2 separate regions of the Mus musculus genome follow, and region 1 is linked to region 2. A link is a loop called in an ENCODE intact Hi-C map of the cell type or tissue named here. Cell type or tissue: left cerebral cortex. All regions are shown on one strand.

What was found. A loop is a pair of places that touch in the nucleus more often than their neighbours do. Peaks named below come from ENCODE experiments on the same cell type or tissue, not always from the same donor. Only the 100,000 strongest peaks of a DNase experiment are listed, where the experiment ranks them.
Region 1: it touches region 2 in a loop (4-fold over the local background); 6 of 42 quality-filtered maps call a loop at or near these places.

Annotation. Positions count from the first base shown.
Region 1 is chr8:54,732,006-54,740,005 of GRCm38, forward strand. No RefSeq gene overlaps it. Among named protein-coding and RNA genes, the nearest start is that of Wdr17, 12 kb to the left of the region's middle. In left cerebral cortex, a CTCF peak has its summit at 4,815 (motif pointing right); DNase peaks (open chromatin) are centred at 4,280 and 4,868.
Region 2 is chr8:54,949,687-54,957,686 of GRCm38, forward strand. Gpm6a (glycoprotein m6a) reads left to right here and starts at 5,042. Exons shown (of 7, transcript NM_153581.6): 1 at 5,042-5,629. The coding sequence starts at 5,593. In left cerebral cortex, a CTCF peak has its summit at 6,390; DNase peaks (open chromatin) are centred at 4,513, 5,195, 5,441, 5,886 and 3 more places; H3K4me3 peaks cover 3,928 bases; H3K27ac peaks cover 4,287 bases.

The DNA of each region.
Region 1 (8,000 bases), 220 kb before region 2:
GAAGCTGTGTTCTAGAGATAGCCAAGCTTGTACCCCCATGCTGCAGCTAGATGTGGTAATGTGTAAGAATCACCCAGGTAGTACTGGTTTTGAAGGCATGAAGGGGTCATGAAAGCATCTGAGGCTTAGCACTGTGAGAGGCCATGGAAGGCCACTGGTAAAAGTTCAGCCTCAGTTGCAGCTGACATCCTGGGACTGAAGGGGTCATGCAAAGGATTTGAGGCTTGCCACCATGAAAAGAGCCTATGAGAGGGTATTGGTGAAGCATTGCTGCAGTTGAAGCCCCCAGTGTGTTAGAGATGCCAGTACTTTAGGATGATCACCAAGCAGTGAACTAAATCACCCGAGCTTAGGATACTACAGAGGGGAGAGCTAGAGAAGTGACCTAAGCTCTTTAGAGGATCCCAGAAGATCATGTATTGATCCCAGACAATGGAAGAAGAAGCTGTAATGTTGAAGTTCACCTGGGGACCCCAAGATGTTCCAGATGCCAGAGCTGTGGGATATCTGCTGAGGAAAGCTGCTAACTTGGAGTGGAACCAGCCCAAGAGAAAGAAGTTTGTTGCAGTCAGCAAAGATGAAAAAGGAGCCTTCAGATCTCCAACAAAAGAATACACATGGTATGCATTCACTGATACGTGTATATTAGCCTCAAAGCTCCAAATACTCAAGATACAATTCACAGGCCACATGAAGCTCAAAAAGAAGAAAGACCAAAATATAGATGCTTCTGTCCTTGTTAGAAGGAAAACAAAATCTCACAGGAGCAAACATGGAGATAATGTATAGAGCAGAGACCGAAGAAAAGGCCAGCCAGAGACTGTCCCACCTGGGGATTCATCCCATATACAGTTACCAAATCCAGACACTATTATGGATGCCAAGAAGTACATGCTGACAGGAGCCTGATATAGCTGTCTCCTGAGATGCCCTGCCAGAGCCTTAAAAAAATACAGAGATGAATGCTCATAGCATTTGTAGACTGAACATGGGGTCCCCAATACAGAAAGGACTGAAGGGGTGGAAGGGGTTTGCAACCCATAGGAAGAACAACAATATCAACCAACTAGACTTCCCAGAACTCCCAGGGACTAAGCCATCAACCAAGGAGTACACATGACTCTATCTGCATATGTAGCAGTAGATGGCCTTGTCAGGCATCACTGGGAGGAGAGGCCCATGGTCCTATGAATGCTTGTTAGATGCTCCAGTGTAGGGGAATCAAGAATGGGGAGGTAAGGGTGAGTGGGTGAGTGGAGGAACACCCACATAGAAAAAGGAGGAGGGAGTATGGGATAGGGGTTTGCATTTGAAATGTAAATAAAAAAATATCCAATAAAAATAAATAAACAAGAAAGAAAGAAAGAAAGAAAGAAAGAAAGAAAGAAAGAAAGAAAGAAAGAAAGAAAGAAAGAAAGAAAGAAAAGCTCACCATGAAAGAGGCTCAGGGCAACATGTGGATACCAAGAACCCGGTGTTGATGTTTTATAAAATGAGGTATGATGAGGCAGGAGGGAGTGCCTTAGAAGGCTCATGTTGAGGCACCCCTGAAAGGTATCAACCATAGGACATGTATGAAAGGAAGCTTATTTGGGACCTGAGAAGGAGGTCTGATGAAGGGAGGAGAGGCAGAGAAAGGAATGGGGCAGAGAAGGGCAGAAAGAGAGAAGAAAGAAGGGAAGAGGTCAGTGGGGAAAGAGAGAGAGGATGAGAGAGGAAGGAAGAGGAGGAGGAAAAGAAGAAGAAGAGGAGGAGAAGGGGGAAAAAGAAGGAGAAGAAGGAGAAGGAGGAGAAGGAGGAGGAGAAGGAGGAGAAGGAGGAGAAGGAGGAGGAGGAGAAGGAGGAGAAGGAGAAGGAGAAGGAGAAGGAGAAGGAGAAGGAGAAGGAGAAGAAGAAGAAGAAGAAGAAGAAGAAGAAGAAGAAGAAGAAGAAGAAGAAGAAGAAGAAGAAGAGAAGAAGAAGAAGAAGAAGAAGAAGAAGAAGAAGAAGAAGAAGAAGAAAGAAGGAAAGAAAGAGAAAAAGAAAGAAAGAAAGAAAGAAAGAAAGAAAGAAAGAAGGAGGAGGAGGAAGGAGGAGGAGGAAGAGGAAAGAGGAGGAGGGGAGGAGGAGGAGGGAAGGAGGAGGAGGGGAGGAGGAGGAGGAGAAGAAGAAGAAGATGAAGAAGAGAAGAAGAAGAAGAAGAAGAAGAAGAAGAAGAAGAAGAAGAAGAAGAAGAAGAAGAAGAAGAAGAAGAAACAGCAGCAGCAGCAGCAGCAGCAGCAGCAGCAGCAGCAGCAGCTTCAATAGTCCTGAGCAGTCCTGAATGAGCAGTTGGAGGGCTGGAGGGCTGAAAGTTGGTGCTAGGATAGGATCGCTAGAGTGACCTGTAGCTGGAGAGGGAGGGGACGAGTCTGGAGAAGCTGGGGGGAGAGGGGAGGAGAGGAAGCTGAGGAGGCTGAGGCAGTAAGGTAAACTGAGGAAGCAAGGAGAGAAGAAGAGCTTGTAGAGGTGGGTTGGGAACAATAAGGAGGAAGTTCATTAGCTGGATCAAGGATAGTGGAAGTTTCATCTGGTTGAGATTTCATAGCTAGGAGGAGTTCAATTGGCGATCAGAAGGAACAAAGAGAAAATGTGAAGGCTGCATGTAAGAAACCTACTTTTAATTTTCTGAGTTGATGGCAGTAGTTATAAAGGTTCCTTAAAATAATGGGATCAAAGGTGCCATTAGGCAGCCATTTAGAGTCTTTATCTATTGGGTATTGGGGTCAATTTTGACTGTAATAGTGTATGGGTTTGGAAAATAGTTTCAGATGTTTGAGGTTTTACAGGAGGCATCCCAGTGGGGAGGCTGAAGGTATGGATGAAGGCACCATGATACCCATAGGTGAGAAAAAAGTTTATTACATTCTATTGCTTGCAGCATCTTGAGAATAGAAAAATAATAACAGAACACATGTGATACAGGTTGGCTTACCAGACCATGATGTGGTAACCAGGTACCAATTGTGGTAGATGCCTGAGAAACATGGAAAACTCAATAGAATATACTTCAGGAGAAAAGGGAGGAGCCTTGTTTTGATAAGAGAGAAATCTCATCCAAGGGAAGAGCTCCAAAAGGAGAGGGGAGATGTCATTGAGAAGGGCCAGTCATAGACCATGGCTAGGATTCCTCTGTCCTGAAGGACACCATAGGGATGCTTAGAGCTCAATAGTCATTCCCTTGGGACTAGGGACCATTTATGCCTGAAGGGGGAGGTGCACTTACCAATTCACCAGTGTTTTGATCTGGTGGCTAGAAAGTAAGTCTGAGTGGCAGGCAGACTTGTCAATGGGGTGGGAATGGGTGCCTTAGTGGGCCCATGCTGAGGCACCCTCCCTGGGATACTAGCCATAGAATGATGGGTCTAGTATAAAAGGAAATTTATTTGGCATTTGAGAAAGGGGTCTGGGGAAGGGGGTTGAGGCAGGGAAAGAAAGGAGACAGAGAAGTACAGAAAGAGTGAGGAGAGAGAAAGAAGGGAAGAGGCAAGTTGGGAACACAGGAAACAGGGGAGAGAGGAAGAAGATGGAGAGAAGGAGGGAGGAATGGAGGGAAAGAGAGGGGGGGAGAGAGAGAGAGGAAGGAGGGAAGGAAGGAGGGGAGAGAGAGGAGAGAGAGGAGAGGAGAGGAGAGGAGGAGGAGGAGGAGGAGGAGGAGGAGGAGGAGGAGGAGGAGGAGAGAGAGAGAGAGAGAGAGAGAGAGAGAGAGAGAGAGAGAGAGAGAGAGAGAGAGAGAGAGAGAGAGAGACCTAAACAGCGAACAGAGACCCAAACAGTCTTATACTGGAGCCAGGCTGTACTGGGAGGTTGCTAGGTAACTGTTGAGTAAAACCTAGAGGAAATACTAACAAGTATAGTCTGTAAGTTGGATATTAAAATTTTCTGTTGGTTTAAACTCATGTCAAAACAGTCTTCTCTGGTGAATAATCCAAAACATATCAAAAATCAGTTGCATGTAGCTGCAAGTGTTTATATATGGGATCTCTATTCTGTTTGATTAACTATTTGATTCCAATACAATGCTAGGTTTTTTTTTTTAACAAGAAACTAGAAATGAATTTAAAATTCTGGGAAAGGAATATGAAGAGGAAAGTTCTGTTCTGGCTCGCAGTGTGAAAGGATCAGGCAGGGGATGTGGTGACCACTCACTTACATCTGAGTAGATCAGACCAGCGGCAGGACTATATTCTAAACTCTCAAGTCTCATTCCACAGTGATATACCTCCATATCCTCCAGATAGGTCCCACCTGCCACATTTACTACAATCTTCCAAAACAAAGCCACCAGTCAGAGATCAACATTTTAAAACAGAAATCTGTGGAGGCATATTTCACAGTCAAGCCTTGACAGCAACATGAAATGTAAGTTCCTTCAAGGACAAACATTCCTAACAGATGAAAAGCTTGAAATAGCTTGAGGCTGGGTACAAAATAAAATATGGTCATGATTATAAAGTAGAATCATTCAACAGTTACTAATGTATTAAAAGAGGATTTTGGTCTATTCATTACCTGCTGTTATTTCAAATTTTCTATTGTTGATAGTAATGTGGTTTCTAGCAGATACTTTTTGTTAAAGAAAGGTACTAGAAACAGGGTATGGTATATGATGAGTTTGTCTCTCTTGTGGGAAAAGAATTAAGTTCTTAATAGTAAAAAATATGGTTATTCGTTGCCTGGTCAAAGTATGGAGCTTAAAACAGATATCATCTGAACAAATTTGTAAATGTCTTTTCTAAGGCAACTCTAGCCTTTCTAATTTTTTTAAAATGTGAAACCATTCTAAATTTGCCACTAGATGACACTATTGCCTCCTCAGCAGTTTTAGCACAGAGGCAGATTTCTGCTGTGAATGTTCTGGAAAGGGAAGCTCTGCCAGCCATACTCCCTATTTAACCCATTCATTCCATCACTTGGCATACAGTTCTAAATTGTTGATTTTCCCAACCTCGAATCCATAGTGTAATTATTAAAACCAATCGAATTAATAACCCAGGAAATTCCAAGCATTGGTCCTCCTTCTATAAGAGGTCACCTTGCCTTATGTTTTAAGTAAAGCAGTAGGTTATTTCTGAGTCCGGCTTTTGACTACCTGGCAGTTCTTATTCCCTCCTGTACCACTCCATTGTCACTGATGGCTAGACAAATATTCAGAATTACTCTAGTGGGATGCTTTTCCGTCTGCCAAAGCTGCAGTAATGAGTAAGTACAGAATATCCACAGAAAAGGTGAATTTACAGTCCCTTCATATTCTACCCTTGTGGCACCTAGTGCTAAATGATGCATCAGACTTCTCCAAAGGGCTACTATAATAAAAGAACTTGATGTAATTGTGAAGAATTTCACACTAAATGAAAAATATGTATTCCATTCCCATTCATATTACAAGTACCAAAACCACTAAGTTAATTTTTTTTTTAATTATTGTTTTTTGCAATGTTAGGGCTTTGCCTAGAGGGAACTCAGAAATACCTAATCTTGATATTTTTCCATCAATAATTTCACTTTGTAAAATTATTTCCTTCTTGTCATTGTTTGAATAAAAATGGCCCCTACAGGGTTAAATATTTAAATGCTTCTTCCTCATCAGGGGATGGTGTTACTTGAGAGGGATTGGGAGATATGGCCTTGTTAAAGTCGGTGTGGGGTGTGGCATTGTTTAGAGGAAGTGTGTCATTGGAAATGGCCTGTGAGGTTTTAAAAACTCAAGCCAGGCACAGTATCTTACTTTTCCTACTGCTTGGGGATCCAGATGTTGAACTCTCAACGACTTCTTCAGCACATGTTTTCCTGCATGCCACCATGGTCTCCACCATGACGATAATGGACTAAACCTCTGAAATTGTAAGCAAGGACCAATTAAATGCTTTCTTTTATAAGAGTTGCTGACATCATGATGTATCTTCACAACAATAGAACAGTGACCAAGAGACTTCCTTTAGACTCTCTGCTTACTATCCAAGGACTCATCCTCTTACCCAGAAAGCTCATTTTTGTCTCAGAATACATCTTTGTCTGGTTACCAAAGAATGTATCCTAAATTAAAAAGAAAAAAAGAAAAAAGACATTCTAAAATACCAGCTTTCTGAGCTATGATATCAGAAGAAAGCAGGAAGAGTAAAGGGAGGGTCTGCTCTGACATAGTTTCTTAGTGCAAATTTCTGCTATTTCAAGTTCACAATAGAAATATAATATCTAGGTCTGTGACTTTCACAGTCTTCTGGTAGTGTCTTTTAGGTATGCATCTCTCTTTTTTGTCATGAGTCACTAAGAAAATAAACAGGAGGAACAAGCATACTCCAGAGACAGGTGTTAATTAGCTCAATCTGCACAACTTAAATTATCATTACCAAAATGTCAGGCCACGTCTAGCCAATAAATACCATTGTGTTCAATTGAAAGGCTTAAAGTCTTTGTAAAAAAATAATAACAAAATAAAAAACAAACAAATAAAAATTCAGTAGGTTCTGTTTTGGTTTTCTGAACATCTTGGAAATGTTACCAACTTTTTCCCTAATTACTGCCCACGCCTCCTCTCAGAACAAGCAGGAAGTAACTCTACTAACTACTCTTAAGAACTTAGTACTCTTCCTATTAAATAGACAGCTAACAGGATATTGCCATCTCTGTTCCAGCCTCCCTTCTCTACCCAAAACTCTTTAGTTTGTCTATGTAAATCATAGCAAAATCATTGGTAACACAGAGCCATCATCCAAATATTGCCAATCAGCTAGAGATACATAGTCACTGATAACTCTGAATGAGGAAGAAGACTTTTCCTTGGAAGTAAAAGTATTGAATAAAAATGGGAATCTAGTGAAAATATGTCATCGCTAAGAAGATTTGAATCAGCACTTCCTTTTTTTTAATTGGGAATTTTATTTATTTACATTTCAAATGTTATCCCTTTCCCCATTTCCCCCCAGAAACCCTCTATCCCATCCCCCTTCATCCTGCTTCTATGAGGGTGTGCCCCCACCCATCCATCCACTCCCTCCTCTCTGCCATCACATTCCCTTACACAGGGCCATCGAGCCTTCATAGGACCAAGGGCCTCGTCTCACATTGATGCTCTCGAGTCAGCACTTCTAATAAAACTAAACCGGACTAGAATGCAGGCCTGCCTTAACCTTGGAAGCCTTCTAAATGACCAATTCTTTCCAACATGTGTTCAAACTATAGACCAACTATATTACCTACAGTATATATTGTTGACTAGAAAATCAGAACCAAAAATATCATAGTAATCTGTGAACGGCCCAACCTAACATTACAAATTCCATTTTGTATTTAGATTTCATCCCATGTTCAAGCTTTTCCTTAGGCTAAACTCAGTTACTGGAAAAAGCATAATTTGTTCAGGGAACCAAGACACCATACGGCAATAACCATAACTTTCCTAAAAAACAACCATTCCACCCTTAGTAACAATCAATCAGCTCCTAAGAGGAAAGTATCCAAGGTTCCAGATGTTTTGGAATAGATTACTCAAGTTAAGCAATCATGCAACCGGTAAGTTGGAAAGCCCCCTACCCTGCTATAACTGTGATAAAAAGGCAAAGCTTCACCAGCTTGGACCCTTCCATACCTGTCCACTGTGTTGGAGAGGTTGGAGGGTCAGAGATTGAGCCTGAATAAAGATGCTTTGCTTTTGCATATGAGTTGGATTCTTTGTGGTCTCTGGTGGTCTGTGGGAATCTCAAGATCTGGGCATAACAATCTGGCTATCTCCTTGCTTGATACTATCACCAATAACTTTCGGTCCTCTAGGATCTATACCACCACTTTTTTTATTTTCTTCAAACATCACCCCAATTCTTTGTACATTTTGACTGTCTTTGTGAAAACATAGACCTTTAGCTTTGTGAGATTCTAATGTTACACTTTCCACTCAATGCAAAGACAATTTCTTTCATGTTACAAAATGTATTTTGTATTGCAGCGAGAAGAATTAAAATATTGTTTTGACAACTTGAAAATTG
Region 2 (8,000 bases):
TTATATGACAGGAGGAATTTCTTTTCTGGTCCAATCTATTTGGAGTTCTGTAGGCCTCTTGTATGTTTATGGGCATCTCTTTCTTTAGGTTAGGGACGTTTTCTTCTATAATTTTGTTGAAGATATTTACTGGCCTTTTAAGTTGGAAATCTTCACTCTCTTCTATACCTGTGATCCATAGGTTTGGTCTTCTCATTTTGTCCTGGATTTCCTGAATGTTTTGGCTTAGGAGCTTTTTGAATTTTGCATTTTCTTTGACTCTTGTGTTAATATTTTCTAATGTATCTTCTTAACCCAAGTTTTTCTCTTCTATCTTATCTTAGTCAGGGTTTCTATTCCTGCACAAACATCATGAACAAGAATCAAGTTGGGGAGGTAAGGGTTTATTCAGCTTACTTTTCCATATTGCTGTTGATCACCAAAGGATGCAGGACTGGAACTCAAGCAGGTCAGAAAGCAGGAGCTGATGCACAAGCCATGGAGGGATGTTCCTTACTGGCTTGATTCCCCTGGCTTGCTCAGCCTACCCTCTCATAGAACCAAGACTACCAGCCCAGAGAGGTCCCACCCACAAGGGGCCTTTCCCCGTGATCACTAATTGAGAAAATTCCTTACAGTTGGATCTCATGGAGGCATTTCCTCAACTGAAGCTCCTTTCTCTGTGATAACTCCAGCTATGTCAAGTTGACACAAAACTAGCCAGTACATATCTCTTGTATTCTGTTGGTGATTCTTGCCTCTTTGACTCCTGATCTCTTTCTCAGGTTTTCTATCTCCAGGCTTGTCTCCCTTTGTGATTTCTTTAATGTTTCTATTTCCATTTTTTTGATTATGAAAGGTTTTGTTCAAGTCCTTCACCTGTTTGTTTTTGTTTTCCTATAATTCTTTAAGGGATTTTTGTGTTTCCTCTTTAAAGGCTTCTAGCTGTTTACCTATGTTCTCCTGTATTTCTTTCGGGGAGTTATTTATATCCTTATTAGAGTCCGCTATCTGCATCATGAGATGTGATTTTTAAATTCAAATCTTGCTTTTCCAGTGTGTTGGGGTATCCAGTATTTGCTGTTGTGGGAGAACTGGGTTCTGATGATTTCTTGTAGCCTTGGTTTTTGTTGGTAATGTTCTTGTGCTTGCCTTTTGCCATCTGGTTATCTTTGGTGGTGGTATTAGCTGGTCTTGCTGTCTTTGACTGTGGGTTGTCCCTCCTGCAAGCCTATGTGTTGGTACTCTTGTCAGACCAGCTCTCTCCCAGGGGTATTTGGGTATGGAGAGCTGGGTCACAGGATCAGCTCCCAGTACAGACTAAAACTGGAAGGATCCTGTCCCGGGCTACTCCTTGGATCCTATGTCCTGAGGGTTCTGGGTAGGTCACTCAGAGCAGAATTGGTGGTCTTACCTGTGTTCACAGGCATGTCTGCACTCCTGGGAGACCAGCTCTCACCAGAGAGTTTGGGTATTGAGTGCTGTCTTAAATTTTCAACCTCTACTCTAAGGCAGTAGTCAATTTGTGTTTTATTTCTTTTTCTAAATATAGCAAAAGTGGCAATCTAAATATTTCATTCATGAGATGATGCTTTGTCTAACTTTGAAAGATTTCAAGATAAAAAGAAAATTTTAAATTGGTCATGACTCTTGGTTCTATACACTATACTTAGTCCACACAATCATATTTTTCACATGTCCTATTTACTCTATGACTCAGAACCCATAAAAAGTTTCTGTCATTTTTCTTATATTCTTTCTACATATGCTTTGTAGTAACTAATAGGTCATAATTCTAGTTGTTTCTAAGAATATAGTTGAATATAAAGATAAGTACATTATACAGTTGAGGGATATGTAGATATTTTCTCAATTGATAGCATGTCTTAAAATGGAGATGTATTTAAACCAAAGTTAGGAAAAATGAGAAGGACTTACAATTTTAGACTGTGTAAGTAAGCTATCTTTTAGTCCACATGGGAAAAATAATATACATCATTAATACATCTCAAATATTATTTCAAAGAATAATCTTCTTTAACATTAGTGGTAATAGTTTTTAGGTGTCCATTTATGTATTTAAAACACCACAAGTAGAACTAGAGTCAGGGCAAATACAATGAAAATAATTGAAAAAAATATTTGATGAGGCACTATATCACTATAACTTGTGTATTTTAATGATCATTGTAGTTACTTTTCTATTGCTTTGTTAAAACACCTTGGCTAAAGCAAGTTATGAAAGAAAATGTTTAATTTGAGGCATTTGGTTTGAGAATGTTAGAGGTCACACCAATCATGGTGGGGGCTGTGGCAGCATACATGCGGGCATTGTCCGGAGTGGTAACTGAGAACTTACATCTTGATAACCAGGCATGAGTCTAGAAGAGCTAACAGGGAATGGTGTGGGCTTTTGAGCTTTCACAGTCTTCCCTCAATAACATAACTTCACCAACAAGGCCACACCTCTAATCCTCCTTAAAGAGTTCCACCAATTTGGGACCAAGATTTCAAATATATAATCCTACTGACACCATTCTCATTCAAACATACTACAATCGAAATACAGAGTGAAGATCATTGGCAGTTACTAAGGTTAATGTTTTATATTTAGAGTTCATTAAAATCAGTTTTCTATAAGGTTTTCTCATGAACATCTCATGAACTACTTTTCACATAACTAGATATTTAAGTTTTTTATTCAAACGACAAAAGATTTTGCAAATATCCTAAAAATGTCAACCAGCAACATCAATCCCAGCTGTCAAATGGGAAAAGAAAGATGGGGAATTTGGGAGATTTAAAGTGTTTCAGAGTGGGGTAGTGGAAACAATGCTAGATAAATGTGAATATACTGAAAACCCACAGGAGTGTAGACTTCAAAATGGCTCATATTTGTGTATATATCAAAAAAATGAATCTTAGCTTGTTTACAGGTTGTTGATGTAAGAATATGTATGTATGCGTTTCTTCTCATCATTTTGGAAGCTCTCCATTATCTTCAATATGAAAGGATGATGCTCTGAATATTTTAAAACCAAGGACGGTTTGGGAAATGAACTTCTTAATTAGTAAAGGAATCGGACATGGGAATGGGAAATAATGGGGACATCTGACACAAAATAACCACACAAATATCTATTTTCCACCTAGAGTTGTGAATACTGTAGAGTGGATGGTGTGGGAAACATCTAGGATGTTGGGGAACGGGGCGTCAACAGAACACTGTGTCTTGAGAATGAAGCACTTCACTTGCATATGACCTATAAACAAATTATTTCCTTAAAAGGGATTCTTATCAGAAAAAATAAAATAAAACAAATAATGAGTTGCTTTTGTTTTATAAAGAAAACCATTCTGACAATAAGTTGGTTATTATACAAATATATTGTTCCCTTGAAGTTTCCAGAGTACAAAAGAAGTTGTAATCACATCTTTCTATTGATCTTGTCCAGCAAATATTGTAAACTGAGGGTGACAGTGAAGGGACCAGTGATGTATTGGAGTAGAAAGGTAGAAGAGTTTTAGAAGTCAGAGTCCTAGACAAAGAATCAGCTTATGATGTTTGCTCTAAGAGTTTCTTCTTCATTTACAATCCCAGACCCTGCATATGCTTGAGTAGCAGACGAATATTCCAACATACAGGCTAATATATATATATATATATATATATATATATATATATATATATATATATTTCCCTGTTTTCCTTAAGTAACTCACTTAAAGTTTATAAAATACCAAAAAATATAATATAGTGTTATCATTTGTGTGTGTGCTGCTGTTAATTATTTGCTACACTGATTATTTCTGTGTCGTAAGATGAATGAAGCAGGTAAACAAGGATGGAGGCTCCACTCTGTTCTGAGTGTATGCCAGGATATGTCAGCAGAGAGATGGGCTGAAACACAAAGACTGCTATGTTTTGGCTTCTTTGATTGCCCTATGGCTTCTCTTTCAATCTGGACTGAACAAGCAACTGTCTTAAAAATCCTTGAATACAAATATATATATATGGGGAAAGAGACGAGAGAGAGAGAGAGAGAGAGAGAGAGAGAGAGAGAGAGAGAGGAAAGGGAGATAGATGCTGGGTGGCTAGAGATTCTTCAGTCGCAGTTACCCTTGGGTTAAACACATTTGACGAAAAGAATAGAAATATTGATTATCAGAGAGAAGTAGCTCTTCATTTATGTAAATAAACTGGAGCATTGTCAGATCATTTTTCCTTGAAATATATAAGTGATTTTACAGTTAAAAGTGTGGTGTGAAAAAATGCTGCTGACATGTCTTACAACCTATGTGAAAATTTTCGTATAACGCAAGCATATTATATGGATAACGGGGATATGCATTTTTTTTTCCATCAAGGGCAAGAGCTTATTCAGCTCTGTGTGTTTCCATATGCATGTTTGTTTCGAGAGGAACATAGGCAAGAGAGTCTTCCTTTATACTCTAGGAAAGCTTGACACAGCCTTGACAGACAGTGTTTATGTTCTTCCTGTACCTTTTGTGAAGTATTGCGACTCTACTTGTGTCCTGTCACTCAATAGGTTGAGCACGACTGCTAATTTATTGCCAGACTGCAGCATTGTGATTTGCATTCCTAATCAGAGTGCAGATTCCCATTGTAAAATGCTATCCTGTTGTTCCCTATCCAGAATCCTTTCGTTCTTTTTGTCGCCCCCATTCTCCAATAATCACCCTTAGAATTTTTCCCTTCACAAAATTCCCACTCGGAATTGGCAGCTTTTGTGGGCTAAACTAATCATAATTTACAAAGACATCGATTCTTTTTCTCTTTACCTGTAAAGGTCCTACGCCACTTAATAAAATACTTATTACAACAAAAGATTTATACTTATTTCTTTGAAAACCATGTTTTTATTTCTCCTTGATTCTGAAAGACGTGAAATAAAGGTCCTATCTTAATAATAAGCTTTAACAGACCAGCCTCGAGATAGTCTAATTACATCCCTCCTTGGCACCTTTAAATCAAATTAACTAGACACTTGGTGAGGAGGTAAAAGGAAAGGGCATTTTTGTAATGAATCTGACTGGGTGAGAAAAAACTACTGCAGCAGAAAGACACGACGAGAATTCGGGCTTTCCCACTGTGGTGGCAAAGGGGGGAATTATGGGTTGGTGGTCCGCTTCATGCTAGGAGGACACCCCTCTGTCTGTTCACAGTTCAGCCTGCTTCCAGTTTAAAGCCGAGATTTCAGCACAAACCTCAATTTCTTTCCCCCATTTTAAATGCAAAGCGAGGCTTGTGAATCACAGTGTCTCTGCTCCTAGAATCCAGACCCCTTTCCACTCCCCCTCCCAAAATTATCCGGCTGTTTGTTTGAGTACCTGCTTACTGTGGCACACACAATGGGCAGCTTTGAGAAGAAAAATTGATAATCTTCACGGAAGAGTAATTTGAATGAAATTACACTTGACAGCCAGTCTCTAAGCAAACAAGAGGCGCGAGGGAGCCTCAGCTAAGCTCCAAGGACTTGCCCAAGCCACTGCTGCTGGAGCTGCCCAGGGAAAAAAGGCACACGCTTTTTTGACATCTAATTGAGCTTTTGACTAATACCGTGCGCCAGATTCTCCTGAAGAAAGGTAGCCATGGAAGAGAATATGGAAGAAGGACAGACACAGAAAGGTACTGTGCTTTAAAACAGGTTTATTTGTAACTAGGTGATTATTTTGTGCTTTCCTTGTTTGCTTTAGACACTTGCCAGAGAGACTAATGAATCTTTCCCTCTTGGAAGGCATTTCTCCCTTCCTTTTTCCTCTGGTCTTCACTTGCTGTAATGCCAATTGTGATCCTTACTATTTGAACATCTTCTAGGTATAATACCTAAACGCATATTCTGATATTGATATGTACAGTGTGTCGAACTAATCTTTAGTCCAGTCTTTGTTAGACTTCATTTATTTCATGTTTTCATGGTTGTCAAGCCAAGCTCCGAGATTCCAGATTTCAGGTACAAACACAGTTGGTGCACAAGTTGCAGTTAAAATTTTGATGATGTAACCATTATCAATACCTTTGCATAGCCATCTGATAGAACAAAGAGCAACAGCATGTAGTATAATATGGTTGGTATTCATTGAATTTATTTATTTTTCTGGATGCAGTGTTGTTTTAATTTATAAGGAGCAAAGGTTCACTGATTTGGGGGGGTTATTTAATGACATTAGATTTTTTTTTCGTATGTCTGATTATAATCAACCTATACCTATATCATTGTTAAATATCAGATTCATTTTTAAAGCTTTCTAGTTATATCTGTCTATATGTGGCAATTTTTTAAATTAAAATTGGACAAATGCTGCCCATTTCAAATGATTCAAACAGCTTTAGAATTTTTTTTTATACATCAAGTGGGGCTTCCGAGGAAATTGTTTTCACCCCAGTAGAGGCAGTGTTTGCTGTCATGTCTGTGCACTGGCTTATGTAACATTAGAGAAAACACTCATTTTCTTAAGATTAAAAGACTCATAGCACGTAATACACATAAAGAAATTAATTTATGAGGATTACTAAAAAGAGATGTTTTCAAGGATGATTTTAAATGCATATAAATTTGTTCTCGTTTTAAACCTGCGTTTTTAATGATGTCACTGGTAGTGTGGAGATTCAGTGTAGGCTTTCTCATGTTAAAATGTTCAGGTATGCTTGCCCTCTTCTCTAAGTATATACACACACACACCATACACACACATACACACACAGAAGCATACACACACACATACATATGTGTACACACAGGCAGATACACACACACCGAAACCCACACACCCCTTTGGGTAAACATGCTGTACACAGATCCACCTGTATACAACGACTAAGTATGTAAATGTTTTCTATATGCAATAAAGATAAAAGATAAGCTAATAATCTTCAAAGCTTATGCTCTCATTGATAATGGCATTTGAAGAGAAACATAAAAATCAGCATCACTATAATACTAAGCTTTTAAAATAAAAACACCAACATTATTTGTCATTGCACAAATAACTTAGGAGTTTATTAGAGATTTTAAAGGGTAAATTTCCCTACCATTTCCTGTCTATACTACACTAGACATTTCAGGGGACTGCTTTATTTTCTGAATAAATCTCTTATTCTCACATCTTTTGATTGTACAAGTCAAATATTCTTCTTAAGCAAAGAAAAGAGTAGTTCAGTCATTTTAAGTAGACAAATGACACTCATTACACTAAATAAAATCTTAAATTATGGACCATGGTAACAGGTTGAATGTTTCTCAGCAAGCTATGATAGAGGCAAGAACAAGAAAAATGATGTAATGATGTTATGATCTCCCTCCCTCCTCGGGCAATACTAAAAATCGTTCATAGAGGGGAGGCAGCAGAACATTGACAGGATGATCTGTCTCAGTGGGTGTCTTATCATTAACATATGTCCATATAGACCAGCAATAGTGGAGGAAAGCGATGTTAAAATTAAAACAATCTATATGGTATACAATAAGTACATGATGGTTCTATGTAAAATATCTGTGGATCGGGTTGTTTTCTTAACTGAGGAATGGATTTAATTCTCTTTATACCTGAGTATCCTTTTCTCCCCCTCAAATATACCCATGGCACTTTTTTAACATGTTGGATTTTGTCAAGTTACCTTTGAACAGAAATAGAGAGGAAACATTGTGAATTTTGTATTGATTGCTTTTAGAGGAATTATTTGATAAGCAGATCAAATCATTGGAAATGTTTTAAGGGTTCAGGTAGACAGATTTAATGATTCATCTCCTGGAAAGGAAAGCAGCATTTTATATTCTCTCCTCTCTTGTTTTCTTAAATCACCCAGGATTTTCGATACAGATTCTGATACCAGCATACTCTCTTGATTGAAAGGCATTTCCCTGTCTTCTATTAATTTAACATCTTTTATTGTACTTAATGTTATTGCTTCTGTTTAAACCGAAGACAACCAGATTATATTAAACAGATAAGCATTACGCCAAATGAACACTTGAATTCAATTGTAGAGTGTGCTAACA